Linked DNA regions of Homo sapiens: all the other regions are linked to region 2. A link is a contact called in ENCODE Hi-C or POLR2A ChIA-PET data. All regions are on one chromosome and are shown on one strand. The core of a region is the stretch at or near the end of the contact, and the rest is flanking DNA. Distances in the headings are between cores, read along the strand shown. Region 1 overlaps SCP2 (sterol carrier protein 2). Region 2 holds the start of COA7 (cytochrome c oxidase assembly factor 7). Region 3 overlaps TUT4 (terminal uridylyl transferase 4).

The links. A loop is a pair of places that touch in the nucleus more often than their neighbours do. ChIA-PET counts read pairs that join two places held with the same protein, here RNA polymerase II (POLR2A). Pooled maps may share reads with other maps.
Region 1: a map of endothelial cell of umbilical vein shows a loop between it and region 2 (4-fold over the local background). The contact joins the enhancer-like site here to the promoter of COA7 in region 2. A Hi-C loop is called at or near these places in 1 of 168 maps with a recorded cell type or tissue (endothelial cell of umbilical vein), 1 of 37 single-sample maps with no recorded cell type and 2 of 50 pooled maps. POLR2A ChIA-PET finds 5 or more read pairs at or near these places in 2 of 52 experiments (CD8-positive, alpha-beta memory T cell and GM12878).
Region 3: a loop to region 2 is called in a pooled map, with 2.4 times the contacts of the local background. The contact joins the enhancer-like site here to the promoter of COA7 in region 2. A Hi-C loop is called at or near these places in 19 of 168 maps with a recorded cell type or tissue (CD4-positive, alpha-beta T cell, CD4-positive, alpha-beta memory T cell, CD8-positive, alpha-beta T cell and 13 more), 8 of 37 single-sample maps with no recorded cell type and 18 of 50 pooled maps. POLR2A ChIA-PET finds 5 or more read pairs at or near these places in 13 of 52 experiments (AG04449, BJ, CD4-positive, alpha-beta T cell and 10 more).

What each region holds. Positions count from the first base shown.
Region 1 is chr1:53,045,384-53,049,175 of GRCh38, forward strand. SCP2 (sterol carrier protein 2) reads left to right here. Exons shown (of 16, transcript NM_002979.5): 15 at 2,475-2,554. Among named protein-coding and RNA genes, the nearest start is that of PODN, 15 kb to the right of the region's middle. Within about 2 kb of position 1,773, at least 8 of the 41 ENCODE cell types and tissues checked have a DNase peak (open chromatin) inside an H3K27ac peak, as active enhancers do; they include endothelial cell of umbilical vein, where a contact is called at or near this core.
Region 2 is chr1:52,696,817-52,700,859 of GRCh38, forward strand. It overlaps COA7 (cytochrome c oxidase assembly factor 7), which reads right to left and starts at 1,531. Exons shown (of 3, transcript NM_023077.3): 1 at 1,405-1,531. The coding sequence starts at 1,510. RefSeq lists a silencer at 1,511-1,650 and an enhancer at 1,701-1,760.
Region 3 is chr1:52,422,257-52,426,005 of GRCh38, forward strand. It overlaps TUT4 (terminal uridylyl transferase 4), which reads right to left. Exons shown (of 30, transcript NM_001009881.3): 29 at 3,093-3,251; 30 at 1,019-1,746. The coding sequence ends at 1,679. Among named protein-coding and RNA genes, the nearest start is that of PRPF38A, 20 kb to the left of the region's middle. RefSeq lists an enhancer at 1,624-1,673. Within about 2 kb of position 1,700, at least 5 of the 41 ENCODE cell types and tissues checked have a DNase peak (open chromatin) inside an H3K27ac peak, as active enhancers do; they include CD4-positive, alpha-beta T cell and CD8-positive, alpha-beta T cell, where a contact is called at or near this core.

The DNA.
Region 1 (3,792 bases), core at 523-3,022, 350 kb after region 2:
GCGTGTGGCAATAGTTTGTGTTTACTAGGCGAATACCCCAGAATTTATTCCTTGTGCATTTGATGTATCTTTGCATTGTTTCAATCTGGGAGCCTGATGAATAAAGTTGTTATGAATATTCTTATAGATGTCTTTTAGTGGACATTTCCATCGTACTTACTTCTACTGGACACGCACCCAGGGCTAGGTGATAAAGTGCAGGTTTTGGGTATGGATGTACTATTTTACATTTCCTTCCATATTACATGAGAGTTTTAGTTCCTCCACATTTTTGACAGTACTTGGTACTTGCCAGGTTTTTTTAAAAATCAGGTTAATTGATGTACAATTAACAATAAACAATAAAATCAACCCTTTTTAGATGTATAATTCTGTGAATTTAGACAAATGCATACAGTTGTGTAACTATCACCAGAAATCAAGATACAGACAGTTTCCATTACCCCAGAAAGTGTCCTCATGTCCCTCTATAGTCAGCCCCCTCAGGCCCTTTTAGCCACTAGTTTGATTTCTCTCCCTGTAGTTTTGCTTTCCTTAGGAAGTCATACACATGAAATGATACAGTATGTAGCTTTTTGAGCCTCCTTCTTTCACTGAAATTTATTCATGCTGTTGCATGGATCATGAAGTATTTTATTCTTTTTTGCTGCTGAATGGTTACCCCTTCACCAGTTGATGCACATTTGGGTTTTTTCCAGCTTTTGGCAAGTATGAATCTTAAAGCCACTATAAGCATTCACATACAGGTTTTTGTGTGGACGTAAGTTTTCATTTTTCTTCGGTAAATACCTAGGAATAGGATTGCTAGTTCATATAGTATGTGTATGTTTAGCTTTATGTGAAACTTCCAGACTGTTTTCTGAAAGTGGCTGCATCATTTTACAGTCTTTCTGGTATTATGTTGACCTTTCATTTGTTTCCCATCCTCACTAACACTGGGTATTGTCTTTTTTTTTTTTTTTTTAAATTTCAGCCATTTGTTCTAGTAGGTATGTGGCACTCATCATGATTTTAATGTGAATTTTCTGATGATTAATGAAGTGAAGCACTGTTTCATGTGTTTCTTGGCCATTTGGAGATCTTCTTTTATATAATGCCTACATGTGTCATTTGCTCATTTTTATATTGGATCGTCTAACCTTTTCTAGTTGAGCAGTAGGAGTTCTTTTTTTTATCTTTTCCTGTAATCCACTGTACCTTAGAAAGGAGTTCTTCATATAGTCTGTATATGAGTTGTTTGTCAGAGATATATGAGTTGCAAATATCTTCTCCTCCCTCTGTCTGCCACCTGTTTAAAATAATTTTATTGGAACATAGCCAACATTTGTTTATATATTATCTATGACTGCTTTTGCACTACAGGGGCAGAATTGGGTAGTTGTGATAGAGACCTACTGACCTGCAAAGCCTAAAATATTTAGTGTCTGATCTGTTACAGAAAGTTTGTTAACCCTTGATCTAGAGAACCGTATTCATTTTCTATTACTGCATAACAAATTGCCACAAATTTAGTAGCTTAAAACAATGCCCACATTTATTAGCCCACAGTTTCCATGGATAAGTAGGCTGAGGACAGCTTAGCTGGGTCCTCTGCATAGAGTCACACAAGGCTACAGTTAAGCTTTTGGCCAGGGCTGGGCTCTCATCTGGAGGCTTCAATGGGGAAGGATCCATGTCCAAGTTCATTCAGGTTGCTGGCAGAATTCATTTCCCTGTGGCCTTGGGAATGATAGCTTCCCTCTTTTACTGGCTATAGGCCAGAGCTGGCCCTCAGCTCCTAACGGCCAGTTCCCTGCCACGTGGCCCTCTCCATAGGAAGTCCACAACATAGCAGTGAGCTCATTCAGAGCCAGCAGGAGAGCAAGAATGAGTCTGCTAGCAAGGTAGAATCATTTAATGTAACAAAATGACAAGAGTGACATCTCATTATCTTTGCCATATTCTGTTAGCTAGAAGCAAGTCACAGGTTCTACTCACACTGGAAGGAAGGGGATGTACACCAGGAGGGTCACCTTAGAGTCTGTCACAGTTACTATTAGTAATATATTGGTGTCTTAAGTTTACAGATGTTTTTCTATGTTTATATAGTTGAATTCTGTTTTAAGCAAAAATGGCATCATACAGTTTCTTTTGTAACTGGCTTATATAATAATATCATGAATAATGTAACATGAACATTTTTTCATGTCAGTAAATCCAGATCCATATCATTTCTTATTGTGGCTTGTATCATACCTCACTATTTGAATATACCATAATTTATTTAATCAATTCCGTCTTGTTAAATATCAGGATTGCTTGTGGTTTATGTCACATTTTACCAGGCTGCCATAGAAGTATATGTGAGTGCCCATTTCCCCACACTGCCTCAGTGCTGGTTATAATTCTGTTGCAGTCAGTGGCTCTTGACAAAAATGTATATGTGAAACTGAACACCTCCTATTCTCCTTCCTTCTCCTGTGTATCTGTTTTAGATAAGAAGGCTGACTGCACAATCACAATGGCTGACTCAGACTTCCTGGCTTTAATGACTGGTAAAATGAATCCTCAGTCGGTAAGTATGATGGAGCTTATATCCTGCTAGTAGGTAGGTCTTTCAGCCCTTTCTACTCCATCTCCTGACTCAGACTCTAAAGTGCAAAGTGGTCAGACTCACAAAACTCAGTGTTCCCCAAACAGTTGACAGACGTCTGTGGAGCAAGCTGTGTGCCACACACTGTCTTGTGTGCTGGAAGTGCCCAGAAGAGTAAGAAAGTTCCCACGCTCAGGGCATCCACAGATGTGTAAAAGAGTCAGTGCAGCCAGAGATCCAAGGTGCCACACCTGGCTTGTGGTCAGGGGAGGATGAAGGCAGGAGCAGCCATATCTCTCTGGGCCATCAGGGAGAGCACCACAGAGGAAGCAGCTCTTGAGCTTAGTACCCAGGCGGAAAGTAGGAGTGTTCCAGGAGGAGGGAGGGGTGGCATGAACAAAGGCCTGACCTTTTACATTCCATTTATTTGCCCATGCTCTTCTTTTTGCCTGACCTGTCCTTACCTGACAAATGACTTGTCTTTCAAAATTAGCTCAGATATTATCTCCAAGGACCTCTTTCCAAGTTGCTGGGGAGCTGTAACCAGTCCCTCTCCTGAGCCACGTACTGGACTGCCAGCTTAGTGCCTGTTGTGTTATGTTAGTCATAATATGCCTCTCTCTCTTCCCTGTTAGGCTGTGAGTGTCTCAAAGCATCAAAGCACATCTTATTTGTCTTTATGTTTCCAGAATTTAGCACAGTATCTGATGTTTTTAGGTATTCTGTAAACAACTGTTGGACTAAATTGCATTTGTCTAAAGTGTGTTTATGCCTTGTATAGATTTTCCTAGTCCCCAAATTGTCAAGGGTCCTCTTAGGCTCTTCAGCTGCAGTGTTGAATGGACTTGATATAGTGAGCTTTCTGTCAACTTGATATATACTGAGCTTTCCATTAATAAAAAAGAAACTAAGACGTTTCTTTCCAATGTAACTTAATTTTTTCTGTTGTCTCAGTCTGGTTTGTTTTAGGTTTTATTCCTGTGGTTCTCTGGTAATTTCCAAGATTGGATAAAACAACTAAATCTCACTCCCACTTGCTTTTTTAAAATGCTTTTTCTACGTAACCAAGCACATTTTAGTTGATGCCATGACAAGTGAGAAATTTGCATCTGTGATGTTTCAGCTGAATACACACCATTGGCACTGACATTTCCACTGAGCCTGCTCCAGAAATCTGGACAGAACAGAGGCCACCAGTATAGGAGCTGGCTGTCATCCTC
Region 2 (4,043 bases), core at 281-2,780:
AAAAAAAAAAAGGCTGGGCACGGTGGCTCACACCTGTAATCCCAGCACTTTGGGAGGCCAAGGCAGATGGATTGCTTGAGGTCAGGAGTTCGAGACCAGCCTGGCCAACATGGTGAAACCCTGTCTCTACGAAAATACAAAAATTAGCCAGGCCTGGTGGTGGGTGCCTGTAATCCCAGCTACTCGGGAGGCTGAGGCAGGAGAATTGCTTTAACCCAGGAGGCAAAGGTTGCAGTGAGCTGAGATCGAGCCATTGTACTCCAGCCTGGGTGACAGAGTGAGACTCAGTCTCAAAAAAACAAAAAAATTAAAAAGTAGGCAGTGTGCAGTGGTTCATGCCTGTAATCAAAGGCGGGAGGATCACTTGAGCCCAGGAGTTGCGACCAGCCTGGACAACGTAGTGACATACTATCTCAAAAAAGAAAGAAAATACAAAAAATAAAAATAAAGCAAGAAGAAGAAAACCACCCAAAGGTATTAGCTGCTCTGGGTGGACCCCTCTGGTCACCACCATCCACCTATACTCTTAAGTCAATTCAATGTTCACACAACACACAGGACACATTTGTGATTCAGGGCGTCTTCGCCAGCTGTTACCTATGGTAAGAACTGCATGGTTCACTCCCTTACCTTCTTCAAGGCTTTATTCAATTGCCACTTTCTCAGTGATCTTCCCTGATCACTCAATTTAAAACTGCCCTCCTGCCCTCCTGACACCCTTCACCCAGTCTTTTTTCCACGGCACTTACTACTTTCTTTTTATTTATTTTTTTTGAGACGGAGTCTCGCTCTGTCGCCCAGGCTGGAGTGCAGTGGCGCGATCTCTGCTCACTGCAAGCTCCGCCTCCCGGGTTCACACCACTCTCCTGCCTCAGCCTCCCGAGTAGCTGGGAATACAGGCGCCTGCCACCACGCCCGGCTAATTTTTTGTATTTTTAGTAGAGACAGGGTTTCACCGTGTTAGCCAGGATGGTTTCGATCTCCTGACCTCGTGATCCACCCGCCTCAGCCTCCCAAAGTGCTGGGATTATAGGCGTGAGCCACGGCTCCCGGCCGGTACTTACTACTTTCGAACACGATTTCATGAATTACCTGAGGCTTATTGCCCGACTCCCCGCACTAGCTTGGAAGCTCCACGAGGGCAGGGAGTTTCATCTGTTCACCGATGGATCCCCAGTCCCTAACCCAAAAGCCCCAGCACGTCTCTTCCTACCCGCCCCGGCCTCCTGGCTCGGTCTTCCCGGGACACATCGCCCTTCCCAACACACGCGGTCACCGCGATCCACAGACCCCGTCCCCCGCCCGCCACGTGATTCCTTCTCCAGCCTCTCAGAGGTCGCAGACCAGACCTCTCCGGGCACGTCCCTCCCCGACGCGTCGCCGGGCTGCGCTGGAGCCGCTCACCGTCCGGGTCCTTCTCGTGGTAGCAGTGGTAGTTGCACTCCACCTCCATGTTCTCCAAAAAGGACTTGACCTGCTCCTCATCCTGGAAGTCCACCATGCCGGCCATGGTTCGCGCCGGCCCAAAGACGGTCACGTGAGCCGGCGGAGGGGGCGGGGCGGGGCGTGGGGCTGACGCCGACGCCAACCGCGGCGCTCTCCCGGGATCCCGGGGCGAGCCAAGCGAGCCTGTGCTTCCCAGCAGCCATCGCGCCGTTAAGGGCGCTGGCAGCCACGCTTCCAGGGCTACCGCCTTCCTGAAACTGGGGGCTGTCTCTCTGCAGCACCTTACCTATGCTCGCTTTGTAGCCTTAGTGATTTTCCACCTGCAGTCATTTATCTATGTATAATCCCTAAGCGCCTACTGTGTGCCTCACCAGTGCATTGTTCTAGGGATATGACAGCTAGGAATATGGTCCCTGCCTTCAAAGAACTTGGAGTTCAATAGGAAGACATTCGCTTATCCATTCAGCAAGCATTTAGAGGAGCTTCTATATGTGCCAGGTGTAGCTGGACAAAGTGCAGTGAGCAGTCTGATTCATCTGTCTTCTTCCCAGACCTGTCTTGGCCACCAACATGAATTACCTAAGCAATGAATGGCTATGGGAGATGTTGACTGGCACACAGTAGCAGTGAAGGGTGTAGCAACGTCACTGTTATAACACCTAGTACTCAAACAGTGCTGAACTTTGTTCCAGGCTCTAAATGCTTTATATGAATTAACTCATTTAATTCTCATTATATATCATGTCACTGTAAAAACACTCACAGTGACACTGTGGGTAGGTATTATTATTATCCCCATTCTACAGATAAGAAAACTAAAGTACAGAGAAATTAAGTAGTTTGTCCAAGGTCACACAGTAAGTGAGGGAGTTGGTATGCAATAATAATTTTTTTTAAAAAAATAAAAGAATGAATGAGGCCGGGCGCGGTGGTTCACGCCTGTAATCCCAGCACTTTGGGAGGCCGAGGTGGGTGGATCACCTGAGGTCAAGAGTTCGAGACCAGCCTGGCCAACCTGGTGAAACTCTGTCTCTACTAACAATACAAAATTAGCAGGGGTCTCTACTAAAAATACAAAATTACAGGGAGCACACCTGTAATCCTAGCTCTTTGGGAGGCTCAGGCAGGAGAATTGCTTTAACCTGGGAGGTGGAGGTTGCAGTGAGCCGAAATTGTGCCATTGCATTCCAGCCTGGGCGACAAGAGCGAAAAAGAATGAATGAGGTAGAAAAGGAACATGTCAAGGAGATGGGGAGGAGGAGAGGAAATTTACCTACATTTTGCTTTGTTTTCCTGCTCCTGTTCCTGCTAAGAATCATCAGTTCCATAAAGCTTAGATGGAAAGTTCTCCTAAGACAGCCACTTCCTATTCGTCTTTTTTTTTTTTTTTTTTGAGACGGAGTTTCGTTCTTGTTGCCCAGGCTGAAGTGCAATAGCGCGGTCTCAGCTTACTGCAACCTCCGCCTCCCAGGTTCAAGCGATTCTCTTGCCTCAGCCTCCCGAGTAGCTGGGCTTACAGGTGCCCACCACCACGCCCGGCTAATTTTTTTTGTATTTTTAGTAGAGACAGGGTTTCACTATATTGGCCAGGCTGGTCTTGAACTCCTGACCTCAGGTGGTCCGCTGGCCTCGGCCTCCCAAAGTGCTGGGATTACAGGCGTGAGCCACCACACCCGGCTGACTTCCCATTCATCTTTGAATTCCATCCAGCCCTACTTTTGAATTCTCAATGGAGCTAAATCCATGGCTTCCCATCGCCTATAACAATGCTTTCCAAATGGCTCCATTATTAAGCTATCCCCAATGGCAGCAAAGAATGGACTATTTCCAACCACTTATTTATTGGAAGGCAGCCAATAATGTCTGAAATCCCAGTTTTATTTTTTAAATTCATAGGATTTTACATTCATTTCCCCATAATACATCTTTCATAGGATAACAGAAGATTGCCTTTTCTCCCCCAAGCCTTTGAGTAAAATTGACATTCCAGGCAATATACCACATTTACCTGTGGTTTCTTATACCCTGATCACCTTAGGGGACTCCTCAGTACACATGGCCCAGGATGGGAATCCTTGAACTTTGGTTTGAGGTCATCTTCTTTAGGATGGCCTTCAAGACCCTGTGCAATCTGATTCTAGCCTTATTTTCTGCCTCTCTTCCCCCACATCCCACCAACCTTCTGTTCTCTGAATAGATCCCAAGTTTGTGTCCCTGTTTACCTCTGCTCTTGATGCCTGGACCACCCTTTTTGACACAAATCGGAAATACTCTCCTATGTAAAGTCTTCCCAGACACAACAATTACACACATTCAAATTAGATTTAGATGCTCCCATTTTGGTGTTCCACACCACTTGGTTTATTCTGGTATAGTGTAGTAGGAAAGAAAGAACTGGCTTTGGAGTGGGGACAGATCTTAGTTCAGAATCCATGTTCCATGTTTATTAAATTGTAACCTTAAACCAATCATGTTTGTGAGTCTGAATCCTCTTCTGTAAATGCAGATCCATTTGTAATGGCTGTCAGAAGGACTACAAGTTCATGTATGCAATGTGCTTGGCAGAGCGCCTGGCTCAAAGTCATTCCTGTTCCAGG
Region 3 (3,749 bases), core at 450-2,949, 270 kb before region 2:
TGCAATAGGTTTCAAATATCTTCCATGTTGCAAAATATGGCAAGGGCCCAAGCAGTCTCCTATTTAAGTAATGTATATCAGAGGAAGCGCAGCAAAGATAACCCACTGTCCTTACATTTTTATCTACTTATTCTGCACCTTTCCAAATAGATATATAGCATCATTTAGCCTAAAATCCCAGGCAACTGGACGGACTAATTAAGGGGTTAGAGAAAATTACCTCACCTCACTGCTAAAACAGCTAAAACATTATGCCACCAACAACTCGAGTCTGAATTCCAATACCCAATAATAATTAATTCCAAGTATTACTGGTAAATAATTATCATCTTGGCAAGTGTGCTTTCCAGGTGGAAGTATAGGACTCAAAATGAATACAGTCTGGGCTGGGTGCAGTGGCTCAACGCCTGTAATCCCAGCACTTTGGGAGGCCAAGGCAGGTGGATCACCTGAGGTCAGGAATTCGAGACCAGCCTGACCAACATGATGAAACCCCGCCACTACTAAAAATACAAAAATTGGCCAAGTGTGGTGGTGCATGCCTGTAATCCCAGCTACTCGGGAGGCTGAGGCAGGAGAATCGCTCAAACCCAGAAGACAGAGGTTGCAGTGAGCCGAGATCATACTACAGCACTGCAGCCTGGGTGACAGACAGACTCTATCTCAAAAAAAAAAAAAAAAAAAAGTAATCTTCCCTCCACTCTAATTGCCAATATTAGTCTCAGTGTTTTAAAATTCTCTTTCCAAATACTTTTCAATTCAGACTCCAGCATTGTTTGCTTTTTGGAATTTACTGACTGCTTTGCATTTCAGTTTTTATTTTCAAAGATAAAATGGAAATGGCTTCCGCTTCTATCAACCTCATATGGGTGTTGTGAACATCCAACCAAATAAAGGATATGAAATGTTACTTGAATCTCTAAAACTAAAATCTGTGATTTAGAATGCTCTATTCACTGAAATTAAAAGAAATCTTGTTACGTAATATTTCCATCATCTATACAACAGATTAACCAAATTTAACTCTTGTCAAAAAGATTTATTAACTTAAAATAGAAGTACTTCAAATACAGACAAAATCAACTTTCCATTCAAGTTTGAATGTTCAATATACAAGTATGGAAAAGAAAAAAAATCTGAATCTTCATGTTGTAATTTTATTTTATTTTTTTACCTTTTAAAAAGTTTTTGGCACTACAAGGTTCTGTAAAGAATAGAAGTGACAATTTAAAACACATGAAATTCTTTCCTAACTTTTAAGAACAATATATAAAGTCTGAAGCAACCAAAGTATGAATACAGCTAATAGAAAATAAAGAATGTAATTTTTTAAATTCTCTCTTTATACAATTCATCAAGGTTAAACAAAACATAAAATTCCCTTAAAAATAGGGTAATAAAATAGATGAAATTTGTATCACTCAATTTGGTGATACTAGTAAAAACTATAGTTCATATTTATATACAAATAATACAGTCTGTAAAAACAGTCTTAGAATTTAAATAAGCTATCTAAACGTGTTAAAATTTTAAATCAGGACCTGATTTGTTTTGCTTTCCATTAAATGTCACTTTTTCTGCTGAATGTAACTGACATTGAGGTACGGATACCCTTGAGACAGCAGGATTGGCTGGTTGCTGTGCATCGGTAGACCAGCTGAAAGAAAATGGACTCGCATTACTCCGACACGTTTCCTCTTGGTGGGTGGGGACAACGCTCTCTACACCGACGGGTGGCACATCTGTCTGTTGGATACAACACAGACAGGAAACTGAAAGGCTTGTGCCTGTTTATCTGACAACACCTTAGAATTAACTTGTAGTTAGCTTTCTTTTTTTCTATTTATATAATAGGAGGTGATAAAGCATGCTGCAAAACATTTGAGAGGGTGGGGAGAAAAATGAAGAAGGGAAGGAAATACCTGTATGTGAAAAAAGGAGAGGACACGAAAGATGGAGAGGAGGAATCAAAGGGAAAAAACCCACTAGAAAAGAGTTGCAGACTCTCCCCTCCTAAAAGGGCTTATGACTAATAGTAACTTCCTTCAGCCCCAGTTCTTTGCTCAAGAGAAGAGCTCAACCACAGTCAAGGCTCTGCCACTCTACAATACAGGGATGCCCCAGTAGTATATGGGTGGTTTAAGAAGGCTTAAATATAACAAGCCTGAGACCATACCAGGCACTTCCCCTTTAAGTTATCATTTCATTCAATCAGCATTTCCTGAGTGCCTGTTTTAACTTCTTGAACTCCTAGTTTAACTATACTGACTCTGACCCAAGTGTTCTGAACTAAGTTAACAAAGAGCTGAAGGCCAGACTCAGACAATGCCTATAAGAACAAATACCTCTGAGGCAAGTAGGTTAGATAAAATGCTCCAAGTTTCTAGGAATTCTTTGTTTGTAATATTCATTACCCAGTCAAAGCCATTATTAGTACTACAATAGCACCAGCAGAACATAATAAATTTTAAGGTCATTCAAGTCCTACGTTTACTAAACAAATATGATTATGTCTTCGTTCCACTAAAAACCTTTAATTAGGTCCCCAATGCTCAGTAAACCAAGTCCAAACTCCATAATATGGTCTAAGCCTACCCTCTCTAGCCTTATCACCATCTTTCCCATATACCTCCGTCCTCTAGCCCTAATATTTTCTACTCTTTTTCATTATGCCAGGCAAAACTCAGTGACTGCATATATTAATCCCTCAGCTAAGCATACTCCTCCTCCTCTCTCATCTCTAGGCAAAAAAAAAATTCCTGCATCTCTTTCAAGATCTAGCTCAACTGTCAAAATCTTGTGATGTAATAATCTTAAATCCACATCCTGTTTGGATTTGCTAGGGCAATGTTAACTGATTCATCTAAACTCCTTTTCTATTTAACATGTCTGGCTTTCCTAATAAAGTGTGCATCAAGTAATGGAGATTTTGTTTTACAAGCACCTAGCACCATCTGACACACAGTATAATTTCTCAGTAAATGTTTACTGAATTCATGAATTTTCACTCCCAGATCCTGGCCTTCACTAAGGCTCTCTATCCCAGAATAAAACCCACCCAAGCCTGTTAACTAATTTGTAAGCAGTGGTACCTTGAGTATAGAAAGGTTTGTTGGGCTGGAATCGGGCATTTCCCTGATGCATGAAGTTTTGATGCAAACCATAAGGCCACGAAGCTGGGACAAGGGGGAAATGGGGACGCGGTGCATGTTCCCAAGGAATTGGAGGAGTCAGTCCTCGAAAGCCTGGCTCTGCATTTCAACAAGAGGGAAAAAGACATTTAAAAACATTAGTTCATTCATTGAAATATCCCTTCATTCCACAAAGATATATTCAGTACCTACCATTGGCTAAGAACTATGCTAAATTCAGAGAATACCAAACAAACTTTTTTAAAGAATAAAGCATTGGTATTTGCTCAAATTATTCATAAGAGACATACAAGAAGAGATATATATATACACAACAATATGTAATAATTGCTAGTAGAACAGGCAAAATGTTCTGAAGAGAGGGCTAACCCAGTCTTTGAAGGTTAGAGACAGTCTTCGTAAGATGATTGACTAATATGAGTTCTAGAAAACAAGGAAAAATTTAGGCAAAATAGGGAGGGGGTGGGGGGCATTTCAGAGAGAAGGAGTATCATGTACAAAAGCCTGAAAGCAGGAAAGCACATCAAGTTTGGGGAACTGCACAACAATCTGCAACATAGAGACAGGAGTGATGGAGGAAGTGGTAAGAGAAAAGGC